2 separate regions of the Homo sapiens genome follow, and region 2 is linked to region 1. The links are chromatin loops, found by intact Hi-C in ENCODE. Cell type or tissue: PC-3. All regions are shown on one strand. Links, peaks and the distances in the headings refer to the core of each region. The heading gives the core; the rest is flanking DNA. Region 1 overlaps NME7 (NME/NM23 family member 7). Region 2 overlaps NME7 (NME/NM23 family member 7).

Region 1 (2,930 bases), core at 328-2,827:
CATGGCACCCATAGTCTGCATCAGTCCGTATGTGTGTTTTCATAGCACTTTGCCTTCCTATACTATAGTGGTGTAGCCAAGTCAAAATAGCTCTGTACTCCTGGGCAAGTTACTCATCTCACTATGCGTAGGTTTCCTCACTCTGTAAAACGAAGATAACAGTACCTGCCCTATCAAATATCATTGTGCCTAGCAAATAGTAATTGCTCAACAAATGATAGTAGTTATTATTATTATTACTATTACAGCACAGTGTCTGTTTGCTCATGTGAGACTGTGAGTACACATAGTAGGGAAGAGATTTTTTCTTGCCTGGCATATAAAAGCTCTTCAATAAGTGATTTTTGAAAGAAAGGAAGGAAGAGTTTAGTTAAATAAATTGTATTTTTTGCACTCGGTGAAAAAGTATGTCACACTTTATAGAGAAGACTCTATAACAGTGTTTCCTAGCCTTGGTTGCACATCAGAATCACCTAGCCAGTTTTCTAAATACTGACGTCCAGACTCACCCCCAGAGATTCTAATTTTTTTTTTTTTTTTTTGAGACAGAGTCTCGCTCTGTTGCCCAGGCTGGAGTGCAGTGGTGCAGTCTCGACTCACTGCAACCTCTGCTTCCCGGGTTCAAGCTATTCTCCTGCCTCAGCCTCCCGAGTAGCTGGGACTACAGGTGCATGCCACCACGCCCAGCTAATTTTTTGTATTTTTAGTAGAGACAGGGTTTTGCCATGTTAGCCAGGATGGTCTTGATCGCCTGACCTTGTGATCTGCCCGCCTTGGCTTCCCAAAGTGCTGGGATTACAGATGTAAGCTACCACGCCTGGCCAAGATTCTAATTTTTTTAAACAACTTTAAACTTTTAGAAAAGTTGCAGGTACAGTACAATAAATTTTTTATGAACATTTGAGAGTAAGTCATCAACATTATGTGCATACTTCTGAATCCTTTAGTGTGTATTTTTAACATAAAAGGGCATTTTTTTTTACATAATCACATTACAAGCATCCAAATAAGGAAATCAACATTCATTTATTACTACCATCTAATCCTTAGACTCCACTCAGATTTCACCAATTGTCTCAATAAGGTTCTTTGCTAGCAAAAGGATCCAGGTCAGGACCATGCATTGCATTTAGTTTTCTCCTTAGTCTCTTTCAATCTGGATCAGTTTCTGAATTTTTCCTTGACTTTCATGACCTTAACACCTTTAAAGATAACAAGTAGAGATTCTAATTTAATTGATCCATTTATCCCTTTGCTCATCAGAAATTTTTCTAGATGGCTTCCACCTACAGTTCTAACAAGATACTGGCAAATTTATTTTGCTGTATGGCATACGTTACTCATACGAGATGTCATTTGTTGGCTCCCCCTTGTCTATGAAAATGAATGATGCCTTTGTGATGTTATGACTCAACCTCGTGTACGCCTCCCCTCTTCTCCACTTCAGTGTTAGTTGTCATCTCATGTCACCAGTGATACTTGTGAGAGGCAGTTTTACTTTCTCCTTGCTTCCTTCATCTTTCCCCAGGATTCGTTGAAAAACATCTTTGGGAATCATTGTTATGTGGGGAAAATAATATCTACTTCTTTGCCTTTCACTTTACCTTTAAACATGTGGTCTTTTCCAAGGACCTTCTTTTTCTGATTTTCTCTTACGGGAACAACCAAAACTTTGCATGTACTAAAATTGAGAACCTCAATGTTGCTGAATGGGTATATGGTAGAAAATTCAAGTATGTTCAAATTTTAATTCTGTATACCAAAATGATAGGTCAATCATTCATTTAGGTACTTTTATTATTATTATTATTTTGAGACAAGGTCTCACCCTGTCTCCTGGGCTGGATTGCAATGTCGTGATCATGGCTCACTGCAGCTTTCACCTCCTGGGCTCAAGCAATCCTCCTGCCTCAGCCTCCTGAGAGGCTAGGACTATAGGCTGTGTGACCATGCCCAAATAATTTTTTTTTTGTAAAGATGGGGTCTCATCGTGTTGCCCAGGCTGGTCTTGAACTCCTGGATTTGAGCAATTCTCCAGCCTTAGCCTCCCACCGTTTTGGGATTATAGGTGAGAGTCACCATGCCTGGCCTGTATTTATATTTTTTAAACATTAAAACACTTCACTGAGAACACAGCAGTAAACAGAATACATGTGGCTCTTATCTTCACAGAGCTTACCTTTCAGGAGACAGTTATGTATAGCAAATATTTTATAGGATGATGAAAACATAGGTCTTTCCTGTTTTTTTTTTTCTAAATGTTCTGTAACTTGGTGATACCACTTTTGTGATTATAAAATTTTAAGAAGCATATAAAATATTTAATTGTATGTATAAGTTTAATTGCCCAACGGGTTCTTCCTGCCCCCTGCACAGAGAAAATCAGTTCACCAAGACTGTGGTATTGAAGTTACCATTTTAATTGACAAGAGGCCGCCCACATAAGAGATGGAATTATTACTCAAATCAGTCTCCCCAAAGGATCAAAGGTTAAGGTTTTTATGGACAATTTGGTGGGCAAGGGCTAGGAAGTGTGTACTGCTGACTGACTGGGGATGAAATCATAGAGATGTAGAAAACGGTCCTCTTGTGCTGAGTCTACCTCTGGGTGGGGCCACAGGATCAGTTGAGTCATAAGTCAGGGTCAAGGTGAGGTCCATCGGTTGCCGGAATGCATATCTAAAAAAAACATCTCAAAAGACCAATCTTAGGTTTTACGATAGTGATGTTACCTATGGGATCAATTGGGGAGATCACAAATCTTGTGACCTCTGGACCACATGACCCCTGAGCAGTAAAGCATTATAGAACCTAGGTCTACATTTTAGCAGCATTCAGGCCCCTCCCATAATATTAATATTGTGGCTTTTCATTAGTTTTACAAAGACAGTTTTCAGTTCCCTAGCCAGGAAGGGGTTAGTTCTTGTTTT
Region 2 (2,930 bases), core at 213-2,712, 78 kb before region 1:
TTTGTATATGTTGCTAAATTTATAAAATTTAAAATTTATTGGAAATTATAAAATTTCTAAAATTTTAACATTTGGAAATAATTTTTATGTTTAGCCAGATACAGTGGTATGTGCCTGTAATCCCAGATATTTAGGAGCCTGAGGCAGGAATATTGTTTGAGCCTAGGAGTTCAAGACCAGGCTAGTCAACATAGTAAGACCCTTTCTCATATTAAGTAAATAAATTATTGTTTTAAAATTTTTTAAAAAGTATTTTTATATTTATATTTATAAGGGCTATTGGAGTGTAGTTTCGTTTTTTGTACTGTCTTCATATGATTTCAATATCAGGATAATACTAGTTTTATAAAGTGAATTGGGAATTATCCTATGTATACAATTTTGAATTGCACTAACATTGTACTTTGAATTTTTTTCTATGCAATTAAATAATATTTGAAAATGTGATTTTTAAAGTCTGAGTAAAAAGTTAGTTGTAGGAACTTATTCTTCTTTATCTAACTTTTTCCTGTTTTTTATTATTTAGAACTTAAAATTTTTTTATTACTAATAATTCTATGGTGAGCATCTTCCTATATATCGTGTGAACTTGTCCTATTTATTCTTAGAATTTGTAATAGATATAGATTATAAATTTCTTTTCATATTGATTGAAGCATAGTGTTTAATATTTAGATTAGATTAAATTTCATATTTAGATTAGGGTTAATATGTAATCATTTTTTTATTATCATTAATGAGACCCTTTTATGGATCTGCAAGACCAAAGCTGATTTCATACTTAATTGCCTTTTTTAATGTGTTGTCATTTGCACTGATGGTGCAAAAGCGATGGTGAACAAAACTGCCACTGCCTTAGAACGAATCAAGGCAGTGGCACCAAACTGTGCTAGTAGTTACTGTATTTTTAACCATCATGCATCTGCAGGGGGAAAAAAAAGCCATACTTAGTTAAGAATATCTTAGATGCAGTAAAAATAATTTTATTACTTTTTGATCCTCAAATATAGGTCTTTTTAATACTCTGTGTGAAGTAATGTGAAGTACACATAAAGCTCCATATAATGGTTTTAAGGAAAAGCATTTGTGAGTAATCCTATTCACAATTGTTTGCACTGTCAGCTCAATTAGATGCTTTTTCTTTTATGGAATACCATTTTTACTTGAAAGAATGACTGACAGACAAATTGTGCTTATTCAGACTTGGGTATTTGGCAGGCGTTGTCTTTCAAATTAAGTAAGCCTATCATATCAAAGAAAACAACTGACAATAGCCTTTGCCAAAGATAAAATCCAAGTGAAGATAAACTACAAAGGAAAACTAAACTTAGAACCTTGGAAAACTGTATTCACCACTTTCAGTTTGACAACTTCCCAATACATTGTATAACAGAATAGAAAGACTATTCTGATGAAATTGGTGATGATATTAACAAATTTTTAATTGATTTTTGACGTATAATGAAATGAATCAGCATTTGGAAAATCTGCATAACTCAGTGAGCTGGTATTTGCCAAATGATTAATGTGTGATATTAAAAATCATGTCTGAGTCATATCATAGTTTCATTCGAAGTACATACAAGATAGACCAGTGGATTTTAATGTAACAGGGTAAAAAAAAGTTTATTGATAAAGGTTTTAGATTATACATTGCAACAAACTTTTAAGAAGCTACCACTTATCAAGTAAAGGAAAATATACACAGTTATTGTAAAAGATTATTAAAATATTCCACTATTTTTCAACTAAATATACTCCAACCAAAACAACATATGGCAACAGATTGAAAGCTGAAGTAAATGTGAGAGTCCAGCTGCCTTTTATTAAATGAGACATTAAAGAGATTTTTAAAAAATGTAAAACAATATCTCTCTTCTCACTAATTAAAAAAAATACTATAATCTCTTCCTGACCTTTTGGCTTAGATCACATTTTTAAAAAATTATAATTTTCCTCACAAAATGTTATTTATGTTAACATTTAAAGGATTTTTGTTATATTTAAATATTTTAAAATTTTGTTTTAACTCATAATAAATATGGATAGAGATAACCTATATAAAGGCTAAGAAACTACCACTTGTCAAGTAAAGGAGAATAAGCACACTTTAACTTATATTATAATAAATATTGATAGAGATAACCTATATAAAGGTCTTCAGTACTATCTAAGAGCTAAAGGGTCTATGTGACCAAAATGTTTGAGAACTTCTGGCCTACAGGATAAAATCCAAACCTCTGTATATGGTCCATAAGTCCTTCTATCATGGCTTCTGCCACCTCTGCTCCCTTCTCTTCTGTCTCATTTCCTTTCCACTCTATTATTCAGTAAGATGAAGATACTTTTATTCCAGAACTATGGTGTTTTACATCTCCTTACCTTTGCTTAATGTTCCTTTTGCCTTGAATATGTATTCTTCTCCAGCTCTTTATATAAAGTACTGTCTCCAAATGCCTCTTGGCATCATTTCAGTTCTAACCTCTCTGTACCTCTTATTCTGTCTTTATAACTCTATCTGTTGGTATGCAATCCCATGTCACTAATTTTGTGCAGGGAGTTTATTTTACTCATTCAGCCATTGGATATGCTGCATCCTCAAGATCTGATCAGTTTCCTACTCTATAAATGCTATTTAGTATGTTTTGGGTTTCTATGTCCAAAATAATTCAGTGTCTTTCCCCTTATTAATTTGGTTTCATCATTATTTGTTTTCTTCTTAAAAGTATTGTCATTCTTCCATTCACTTGGATTCAAAATCTTGAAATCATCTTTTATCCTTCTTTCATCTTCATACTCTGTATCCAGTTTAATCCCATTGCTTCTTGTGTGAAAATATCTTATATTCACTACCTCCTTTCTCTACTGCTGCCATCCACGCTTTGAAGCTCAAAATAAGAGAGAAAATATTTAAATATATCATGGCCTAT

What was found. Hi-C counts contacts between places; a loop is a spot of excess contacts. Peaks named below come from ENCODE experiments on the same cell type or tissue, not always from the same donor. Only the 100,000 strongest peaks of a DNase experiment are listed, where the experiment ranks them.
Region 2: it touches region 1 in a loop (5-fold over the local background); 2 of 110 quality-filtered maps call a loop at or near these places.

The regions. Positions count from the first base shown.
Region 1 is chr1:169,161,722-169,164,651 of GRCh38, reverse strand. All of the region lies in intron 11 of NME7 (NME/NM23 family member 7), which reads left to right. Among named protein-coding and RNA genes, the nearest start is that of ATP1B1, 56 kb to the right of the region's middle. RefSeq lists an enhancer at 2,608-2,867. In PC-3, for the core only: no CTCF peak of the experiment used is centred there; DNase peaks (open chromatin) are centred at 1,401 and 2,581; H3K4me3 peaks cover 354 bases; H3K27ac peaks cover 1,951 bases.
Region 2 is chr1:169,239,251-169,242,180 of GRCh38, reverse strand. The region is part of intron 7 of NME7 (NME/NM23 family member 7); the gene reads left to right. Among named protein-coding and RNA genes, the nearest start is that of NME7, 130 kb to the left of the region's middle. In PC-3, for the core only: no CTCF peak of the experiment used is centred there; DNase peaks (open chromatin) are centred at 1,200 and 1,520; H3K4me3 peaks cover 794 bases; H3K27ac peaks cover 1,260 bases.